Regions from separate parts of the Mus musculus genome. Here region 1 is linked to region 2. Evidence: chromatin loops called from intact Hi-C (ENCODE). Cell type or tissue: heart. All regions are shown on one strand. Each heading gives the region's core, and the rest is flanking DNA. Links, peaks and the distances in the headings are about the cores only.

Evidence for each region. Peaks named below come from ENCODE experiments on the same cell type or tissue, not always from the same donor. Only the 100,000 strongest peaks of a DNase experiment are listed, where the experiment ranks them.
Region 1: it touches region 2 in a loop (2.4-fold over the local background); 3 of 42 quality-filtered maps call a loop at or near these places.

The regions. Positions count from the first base shown.
Region 1 is chr3:145,023,855-145,029,236 of GRCm38, reverse strand. Clca1 (chloride channel accessory 1) reads left to right here. Exons shown (of 14, transcript NM_017474.2): 2 at 1,226-1,366; 3 at 1,795-1,942; 4 at 4,606-4,711. Among named protein-coding and RNA genes, the nearest start is that of Clca1, 6.2 kb to the left of the region's middle. In heart, for the core only: a CTCF peak has its summit at 2,243 (motif pointing right); no DNase peak of the experiment used is centred there.
Region 2 is chr3:145,115,998-145,121,379 of GRCm38, reverse strand. Odf2l (outer dense fiber of sperm tails 2-like) reads right to left here and starts at 2,791. Exons shown (of 17, transcript NM_001162538.1): 1 at 2,598-2,791. It overlaps Gm40163 (a long non-coding RNA gene), which reads left to right and starts at 2,967. Exons shown (of 2, transcript XR_867692.2): 1 at 2,967-3,037; 2 at 4,265-4,558. In heart, for the core only: no CTCF peak of the experiment used is centred there; a DNase peak (open chromatin) is centred at 2,819; H3K4me3 peaks cover 1,900 bases; H3K27ac peaks cover 1,877 bases.

The DNA.
Region 1 (5,382 bases), core at 142-5,141, 92 kb after region 2:
CACGGAGAAGGGCAGGAGCAAGACTCAGATTTGCATCGGTAGTTGAGTATTACCTCCCCAAACCAAGATAGGCAGTCCTCCTCCATGCCTTCTTCCACTGAACACAGTATCCACATGAGGTTTGCGGCAGCCAGGACTCTGCTCCTGCAGGGACCCCGTTTTTCTGTTATTTTTTTCCCAGTAGCAGCTACATAATGGAATAGTTCCTGTTCGAACAGACAGACCTCATGCCTATGTCCCCATTCCATTTTAACTTAAATGAGCATTTCTTAACCTGGCATCTGTGGTCACGGACTCCAGTTTCTCGCCTCTTGCTATCCTGACTCCACTCCCCACAACACTGCTGTCTCCATTCTGCAGACTTGCCTCACCCAGTCTCGCACATGGCAAGAGACACTTCCTGGCCTTAATCCTGTCACTTCTGTTCTCCTTTCTTTGCATTGAGGCTCATCCCCTGGCCATCTCAGAGCACCAGGGTTCTTTTCTTTTCTTGTCAATGCTAAGTCTCAATCCTGGCTGGCACAATGCCTTCTTTCTACAGCATCATCTGTACACTGGTCACAATGAGCCTGCAGGGGCACCTGCTACTGGTGTTCCTTCATTTCTGAGAAATATAGCTATGCACAATTTGCAAATACGTAATGATGCTGTTTCCTTAAGTCTAACTCTTAATACTATACTAAAATGAATGTTACTTTAACATGTAACATTCGATTTGCCTTAACTGTTATGAGATTCAGCAGGTAAAGGTCTCATATTCTCTCCACCATTGATTGTGTGCTAAGGCTTGGAGAATTATATCCCCAGTTCTCAGTTTCTCTAAGTTTTATTTATGGCCAAAGGATCAAATGCAATGAAGGCACCAGATGACAGTAAGAACTAGTGCTAAGAAAGCATTCTTCCTAGGGTCACTTGTGTGATGTCGTTTGTGAAGTAGTCATGACATTTCCCAGGCTATAAGTGGTGAAATCCGAGCTTATAACTGGAAAGTGTCTAATGCTCTCAAGAGCTTAAGCCAGGATTAGCATCTGCCTTCAGAGTCTGTGTTGCTCACCATTGCTCTGTGGTGTGATCAACACTCAGAAAGATTGCTTGCTGTTATTAAGGAAGCCATGTCCCCTGCCTAGCTAGGCTTTTGAAAGGAAAATACAGATGCATCTTGAAATGATTCATCGTAACTCAATCTGTCCTCAGTGATGTTGTTAAGCGTGTTCTTTCCTCTCAGGACATGGTGACTCAGGCCTCTCCATACCTGTTTGAAGCTACAGGAAAAAGATTTTACTTCAAAAATGTTGCCATTTTGATTCCCGAGAGCTGGAAGGCAAAGCCTGAATATACGAGGCCAAAACTTGAAACCTTCAAAAACGTGAGAACAAGTTGTTTTTTTTTTTTTTTACATCTATTACATCTTCTGTGATCTACTGGTTGTTTGTTTGGTCTGTTGTTTGGTTTGTTGGTTGCTGGCTTGTTTGGTTGGTCATTTGGTTGTTTGGTTGTTCTGTTGGTTGTTCAGTTGGTTGTTTGGTTGGTTGTTTGGTTGGTTGGTGATTTGGTTGATTGGTGGTTTGGTTGGTTGGTCATTTCGTTAGTTGATCAGTTGTGTGTGTGTTTGTTTGTTTGGTCAATTGCTCAGTTGCTTGGTTGTTCAGTTGGTTGGTTGGTTGGTTGGTTGGTTGGTTGGTTGTTTTAGGGGAAATAGTGAAGAACGAAATGAAATTGTGGCAAAATCTGCCAATTGTGAGTAAGGCCAATTTGTTTGCTGAAATGGTATGATCATATTTTATTGTATTTCAGGCTGATGTCCTTGTATCAACAACCAGCCCTCTAGGCAATGATGAGCCCTACACCGAACATATAGGAGCATGTGGAGAAAAGGGGATCAGGATTCACCTGACTCCTGACTTCTTAGCAGGAAAGAAGCTGACTCAGTATGGGCCACAAGGTATGGAGTCAGCACATCAACTGTATTTAAATACTGTATTCTCTTTCTAAGCAAGCCTGAAGATGACAAACTAGAAATTAAACATAGCTTTTCATTTAAAGCAAAGAATCAGAGACATGTATTTCTGAACTATAATTTAACATTTGTTTGTGTGCCTGAATTTTGGATTTATGAAATACTATAGTGCCAGGCAATTGCAGTAAAACTGTTTGGCCTGAAGCATTAGACTTCTATGGATTGATCTATGGGCCTCACCTGACTAAATTAGATTGACTTCCTGCAGTTCATATGATAGCCACCAGATGGCGACAGTGTGCTTGGGCTCACCGGATCTGAGTTCCTGATTCAGCAGGATTTGATTCCTGCTTTCATAAAATTCAGGAGAGGCTCAGGTTCTTCACTTCTTAACAAGTTTCCAGATTGTGCTGCACTGTACGCCAGTCTCTGCAGAGCAGGCAGAGTCACCTTGTGGTTAGATCCCAAAGCTTGTCTTTGTTTCTCCCTCTGTGTGTGTGTGTGCCTCTCTCTCTCTCTCTCTCTCTCTCTCTCTCTCTCCCTCCCTCCCTCCCTCCCTCCCTCCCTCTCTTCCATCTCTCCCTCTCTCTCCCTCCCTCTCTCCTTCTCTTCCCTCTCTTCCCTCTCTTCCCTCTCTCTCCCTCTCTCCCTCTCTCCCTCTCTCCCTCTCTCCCTCTCTCCCTCTCTCCCTCTGTGTGTGTGCAGGATGGGTGGTGGTGGTGGTGGTGGTGGTGGTGGTGGTGGTGGTACACACCAGTCATCCTAATACAGCTGAGGCAGAAGGATCCTGAGAATGAGATCAACCTGAACTGCACAGGGAGACCCTTAAGTTCAATTCTTACAAAAATAAACTATCATGTCAATATGAGCTATATAGAGCAATTTTCAAAAGAAGTATTCAAAATCCACATATGTGCTTTATATATACACACAAATGTGGTTAGTCACTGAATTACTAGTGTTGAAAGAATAATGGCTAAAAAAGATTAGACTGCTCCAGAATGAGGAAAAGGCAGGTCCTGGTTCTGTGTGCCCAACCCCAAAATTATTATCACTGATTAGAATGGTCTGAACCATGTCTCTTTGTTCTATAATATTCCATTTCATTTTTATAACTAGAACAGAAGATTCCTGACCTATGATTCAATAAGTATGTGTTGAGTTAATTGATCTAACTGTGCTTTTCCGTCCTGACCTCACTCTAGCCACCACAGCTGGGTATCATACCATTCCCTTAAATGATTCCTTTATATACCATAACCCCAGTCCTTTGCCCTCAAAGACTTCCATTACCTTTATCAGACAGTCGTTCCCTTTTCAGAACTTGAAGGAAATTTCAGTGCAAAACCTAGGAGCATAGCAGGAGATCGGAGTTGAGCCTCCGAGTCGTCCTCTCACCTAGATATCTAAACTCAGCCCACCTTGAGTTATAATTCAAACAGTAAGATACATGTAAGTCACATTATGAACTAACCAGTACCCCGGAGCTCTTGACTCTAGCTGCATATGTATCAAAAGATGGCCTAGTCAGCCATCACTGGAAAGAGAGGCCCATTGGACACGCAAACTTTATATACCCCAGTACAGGGGAACACCACCAGGGCCAAAAATATGGGAATGGGTGGGTAGGGAAGTAGGGGGGGAGGGTATGGGGGACTTTTGGGATAGCATTGGAAATGTAATTGAGGAAATTATGTAATAAAAAAAAGAAAAAAAAGATACATGTAAGTCACTAAGAGTCACTCAAATATAACATACATAATGTGTGCCTAATAATCTCTAGATATGATGTGCCCAGATATGACAGGAGATAAATTGTATTGCCTCTCTTCACAGAGATAAGCTTCGATGACAGCATAAGATGCAAAGCATCAAATAATGGGGTATAATGGAACTGCAAAGAAGGAGTGCCTAGTCTGATCTGAGCATGTTAGGATGTCAGTTGAATGAATCAAGGCTGAATTTTTTCCCCTAATGCTTTGGAGACGGAATCTCAAAGAGTTGCTAAGTCTAGCCTTAAACTAATAATGATCCTTCTACTTTAGCCTCTTGTATAGCTGGGATTACAGACCCTGGCCACCAGTCCTAGATAGAAGCTTGGTTTTGAGAGAAGAACAGTAATTACCACTGTAGAGACAGTGAGAGACGCCAGCAAGAAAAAGCCTGTGAAAAGAAGAGCCAGAGGCGTAGAGAGTCTGACTGGCCTACAGCAAAATCCTGAGAAATTTGCTGTGATGATAGAGCCCAAGGTGAAGAGCAGGGAGCAGGCCAAGGTGAAGTGCTCAGGCACCCACAAGCTGTTCTAAGGAGTTGTAATTAACCCTTGTGCTGCAAGGCAGTTCTTTGATCCTGCATGTCCTCAACAAGACCAAGCAGTGTGTTGTAGGTCAGCTGCCTGACCAGGGTATGAATAATTCCCTCGCTCTCACAGATCATGCCAGGGACACATGATAAGTCAAAACAGATATGTGTATTGTACAGAACTGTGTACTTGTCATGTTAGGTCACCCTCAGGAAATCAAGCTTCCAATTTTATTATTTAGAAACTATAATGTAGCAAAGCAAAATAAGCATTTAGAGGAAGGTTCTTTCTTGTGTGGGGCTATTTCCCGTTTATTATCTTCAGCTCTTTGACTTTTGTCTCCCAGACAGGACCTTTGTCCATGAGTGGGCTCACTTCCGATGGGGAGTGTTTAATGAATACAACAACGACGAGAAGTTCTACTTATCCAAAGGAAAACCCCAAGCAGTGAGGTATGCATCTTCTGACTTTGTATCACCAAAACGATTCCAAAATGCAACCAAACTTTCCTGGAATTGCTTTTAAAATACTAGTTTTCTGTCTCATTTTTTGATCTCCAAGACACTCTTTATGTTTCTACAAAATGACCAATTTTTCTTACAAGTGGTTCTGTTAACTGAGTTTCCTACTTGGTAAGTCACTGCCAGGCACAGCCTGCCAGGCATTTCTGCCTGTATCTCTAGGTCACACAGATCACATCCCAGAGTCACTTTGCTGACATGAGCACATGTTGCTTTGATTTTTTCAAATCTCAGCCAGCGGCATCATTCCAACCCCGCATTGTCTATATTTCCTGCTTGTCTTTTCTGAGCTTCCCTTCCATTAGATACCAGATCCTTGCTTAAGAGCGAAGTTGTTTTGTACTCAGGGCTTTCAAGATCTAGAAACATCTATCAGTTTGTTCCCCCTTCCACATCTGGGGAGCATGTTAGACAACATGACTGCAATGCCCCCTTAAAGGGAAAACTCATCAAAACATATTAACAATATCCATAGTCCCTTGTCTTACAAACAAACCTTTTAAGTATTTGTAAGCCCAGAAGTTACTCTTGTCATATGTTACATAATATCTATGTGAGCCAACAGTCTGTGTCATATTTAATAGAGAAATGCTAGGGACAGT
Region 2 (5,382 bases), core at 317-5,316:
CTGAAGACATCTCACTGTTTTGTGTTATGACAATTCTGGAACCAAAAGTAGATGAACAAATATAATGCTTTCCTTACTATAAAAATGCTTGCCTGCCGAACCAAATGCTACACTTCTCTTTCATTTATAAAATATCCCATCTTTATAAAATATACTCTCATTTCAGTTCACTAAAGGCATTTTTTTCTAATAGAAACTGAGTGTTCTGCCCAAGTTTTCAGTTATGTGCAAGGCATGGCTAACTGACAAACATTGCATTTCTGTACAACTTGTTAGTGACCCATCCTACACAAGTCTGAGCAAATTCGTCACCATCAGTATTATGATTTTTTTTAACCTGTCAAGGGTGATAATGGCATTGCAGATGTAGCTATAACCACAGTATTGTGTTCCATTTTGATCAGTAAGTGTGTTAAGGGATGGATGCTCATGAACAATAGCATTAGAAAAGATCATAGCACCTAGACTAGTTTAGGCAAATGTTGGTTAAAAACTACTCTCCCTGACGAGAAAGCATAGAATTCCATAAGTGTTTGTTTGCTAAACACCAATCCCTGAAAATCAAAATCATGTGACTTCAAACAACAGCATGCAAATTCTATTAAAATAACATCCAAAAATTCAAATACTCAGCAAGAAACAGAAAGTAGATGTAAGAAAGATGCTTTTTCTCTGTATTCTGGAAACTAGTCAAAACTTACCAAAGAGATAATTGCATAGCATTTTAGACTCCACTATGGAAAAAAAAAAGTGAAACTTAGAAATAGATAAGCAAAAATGACCAAAGCAGGAAAACAGATTTCTAAATAAAAGCTATCAAAATGATTGGGTGTGAGTGAGGGAACAGGGTGACATTTATGATTCAGAGAGGTTAATTGAATAAGAATCTGTGGCTTCTGGTCAGCTGGGGCTGAAGAGTCAACAGGAAACCAGCAGCACTGAAACAAAATCTTTGCTTTACAATGGATGCTGGTTGGCCTGAGCTGCAAAAGTAGTTATAATTAATAAGTGACCAGCACTGCTGAGGTGAACTCTTCTGGGAAGCGGTGGTTCAGGGAGGCCAAGGCTGTACCTTAAGTGGTAGCTAAACTTAGTAATGTGTTAGGAGTTTTCCACATGGCTCTGGTTTTCAAGGAGTAAAGGGACCACGGAGAGCAGCTGAGGGTTGACACCGTATGACAGGACTGGAGACCAGCATAGAGGTCAGAAAGCCACCGATGACAGAGCAGCCCCCCATCGTAGTGCAGGCCTCAGGACTGAAGAGGCAATGAATACAAACCGAGGCTTGGAATGATTAGGCAAGGGTTTCTAAGGAAAGCCCAGGAGATGTTATTGGAGAAATGCAGTGGATACACAAGGATTGCAAGTGTCACGGAAAGAAACTGAGGACTGGTACAATGAAAGGACAGAAGAGGCCACTGGTTAAAGATCCCAGGATACTGCAGATGTTAGGACCACGGATGACCATCAAGGACAGCAACAGGGGTGGTTTAGAGTCACGGTGACACACTGAGCAAGAAGTAGAATCCCTGGACTCATCTTACTTTATCCCACCTTTAAACTTAGATGCCATCTGGCCCACTCTGCGGGGCAGCTCAGCAATCTTCACGTTTTTTCCACTTTCTCCTTTTTAAAGTAATTATCCTGAATTAACCAACCTACCTTAAATTTACTTACAAGCCTGAGTTGATCAGAACTGATTTTACAGAACAACCTTGAAGACCTATCTGTTCTTTGTAGAAAGTCATTGCTGAAGCAGTCATAAATGGAGAACTACTAAACCAGAGGGTGGGGGTTGGGGGCATCAGTGGCCTGCAACGGATCGTTTCTATACTCATCCTGACTCCCATTTGTCTGTATGGAGTTAACAAAAGTGACGAATAAATGAGGCTATCTGCTCAGATCTTGAGACGCTCGAAAAGCAAAGACTAAAACTATTAATATACACCAGTTGTAGAATTAGCAGAAAACAGCAATAATAATACTTTGCTATTAAAAATTACAAATATGGCCGGTCTCACCATTAATCAAAGGTATGAAGTAAAGCTTACAAACAGGCACGATTTCTACAGTTTGATCCTTTACCTAAACCAGAGGCACTCGTACCCTCAAACATTTGACACCCTTGTAAGCCATGGCGTGACAGAGAAACTTGGTCTTTAGGGTCACCAATAGCAGCCACCGTTAGGTTAAGGTTACTCAACTGACATATTCAGTGCCAGAGACAGGGGACATGACTCGGGGTACGTCAAGAACTGGACTGGCATCGGGTGAGCTCAAGATTAGGAAAACACTATGTCGGAAACACCCCCAAACCCGGACCCTCGCTCTGCAGGGACCCTATCCCCCGCTAACTTCTCCCCGGCGCCCCGAGACCACACCGCGGGAAGCAGGGGCACAATGTCCGCTTTCCTCTGGGTGACAGTGAGGACCTGAGCACCAAACACATACTGTTCAGGAGGGGTGGGCACCACGGGTTTCACTTCCGGGTGCCTAGGGTCACGCGCGGCCCGCCCTCAGAGCCCACCCCAGACTCGCGCCCGCCCGCCCGTCCGCCCGTCGCCCTGACGTCATCCCCCGCCGCCGCCACTACCTACAATGGCCGGAGGCCTCTCTGAGGCCTGCCCGGCCCTGGGTCACTGCAGCAGGCGGAGAGTGCAGAGAGAGTAGGAGGCCAGAGGGAAGGGCAGGGAGCGCGGGGAGAGAAGCTGACGAGTCACCAGAACAGGCAGCGGCGGCCTGAGCGCGTCCACCTTGGAGCTCAACGTTGCTAGTAACCGGCCTGCGGTTTCTGTGGAAACGGACGCCCCGCCCTCATCGGCCCGCTCCGACGCAGCTAATTGGTCGGGAGCTCTAGAGCGCGAGCGCCGTTCCTGCTGTGATTGGAGGGAGTGAGGGGGCGTGGCCGGCGGGGGGTTGTCTCTGCTCTGGTTTCTCTAGTGAGATTTTTCAAAAGCTTTAGCTTTGAGAAAAGGCGTAGCTTTTGTGCGTCGCTGACCGAAAATCTCAACCGCTCTCATCCTAGCAGGGAAGGAAGGTCCGTTCCGAGTCTCTTGACACTGGATCGAAAAATGACTTCCCTGCTTTTGCCCTTTTTTGTAGCTAGGATTTGAAAAAACCCAAGACAGAAAAACCTTTCCAGTGTATGGCATTATCCCCCACAGGAGTTTTTCTTCTTTAAAAACATAGTCAGCAGGTTCTCCAAAATGTCGTTCAAGTCCTCCTAAGTCCTTAGATAAAGCTGCTGTGCTTTCTAAACTGCTGAACCGGCCAAATGAGATCTTGGTAGGACCTAGTAGTGGTTTTTTGTTTGTTTATTTTGTTTTGTTTTGTTTTCCTTATGAGATTTTGGGAGTTTTGTCATTGTTCTTGGAATGTTTTCATGCACCTCCCAGGTGTAGTAGATAGGAGTGAGTTTACGTCCGAGTTTTTGTACAACTGGCTATTATCCATTTATTTGCCTCTATGGGAAACAAACAAACAAACATGTTTTTGCCGCGTGCACCTTGTCCTTCTTATATACTCAAGTGACCTTTCTTAGCACTCAGGGTATACACTGTCTGATGCTCTGAATAAAGTTGGCTATTGCATGCGGCGTTAGTCTGCCTCGTTCCTCCGCTCCACTCCCTCAGGTTCCACCACAGGAAGAGATATAAAAATGAACAGCATATCGAAGCAGCGCATACTTCTAGTAGATAGAGTAAAATGGTAGCTATGGGAAATGTCAGCTAGGAGCTGAACTGTCGGCCCTTCAGTATGGCTAGTACAAGCTCTTCAGAGCCAGATGCTGTGCTTCTTAGGGAGTTTCCATAGGGAGCTGTTCGCCTAGGTGAGGAAAATGAAAATACATGTTTATGAAATATTCTATAAGAAAGTCATAAATAGCAAGTTTGTTTATAATAGCTAAAAATGGCAAGTAGATTGAATGTTTACCAGCAGGAAAATTGATTACATATTCAATACAATGGAATGATATTCCACAGTCAAAAACAACAAGCCACTTCAATATGCACCTTCTGCATAAGTAGCTTGAAGCTCTTCTCTCTGTTGCCTGGGACATTCAATATGGACATGCTGGGTACATGAGCAGCCATGGATAGACTGGTAATAGACGTCTTAATTCAGCCTTGTATAAGAAAGTAGCGTAGGCTGAGTTGTTTAAAGAACAGAAACATATTTATCACATTTCTAGAATCTCAGAAGACCCAACTCAAGAATCAACCAATCTGGCTGCTAGTGAGTTGTCTGTTCCTAATGCTTACAGATGGTTGGAAGCCTCCTTGCTGTATTCTCACTTGAGCAAGAAGCAAGATCTCACCTACCTCCTGTAAGGACACAGATCTCATCATGAGGACTCTACTCCTGTAACCCAATCAGCCTGCCAAGGCCTCCACTCCAAGTGCCTACACACTGAGGGTTAGTGGGAGGAAGGGACACACTCATTCCACAGCAGGGAGCTGCATGCTACTCCTCCCTGGAGAGTGATCGTTCTCTGAAGGCAATTCTCCAAGTACTGACTTAATTGTGGAAAATAAAGATTTTTATTATCTTCCCACTATCACTTCTCAGCATATTTAATCATATATGTAAGCTGCTTTTACCTGATTATGGCTGTCAAAGAATGGTAGGTAAATGCCAAAAGAGGTTTTTGTAACTGAAAGCAGAAAAGGTGGGAGTTTAAAAATAAAAACATGTAATTTTAGATACTGGAACTTCAATATATTGACTTTCTCCTCAGCCTAGTAAGTAATTTACAATGCAAGAGTCATTGCTACGATGTTATAACAATGCAAGAAGAGATAAATCACGAATGTCACATGGTTTATGACATAAAAACTCATTCTTTTATCCTTGAATGAAAAAGGATAAAATGATCCTTGAAGTCCTCTCCCCAATTTAGCAGTTGTCCAAAACTATCACTTTACAAAGAAACTAACATTTTGATATTTTAAATGTTTGATTTTGACCTAGATGTGTCTGTCACTGCCTTTTTCTAATTATTGTATTTAATAAACAACTATAGTGTTACATGAAAGAATTAATTAGATTTCCTATCTATGTAACTATAAGAATTCCTATTCAAATCAGTCCCATTGCTTTCTTTTTTAAATCCCCCCTTTTTTTTTTGTGCATGTATCTGTGCATGTGGACAGGTAGAGGCCATGATGGTGGAGGCAGGACAGCTTTCAGGAGTGGGCTATCGCCCTGGGCTCTGCTGAGGCAGGGCCTCTCTCTCCATGTTCACTGCCCATAATGCACCTCAACCCCCAATTGACACTCTCTTGCAGCAGGTGGTTTCTTGCACTCCCTTGCCATCTCCCTGGCCCAATCCAGCTATAGTCTAACTAAAAGAGCACTGTAAAAAGCTCTGTGATAAAGGAG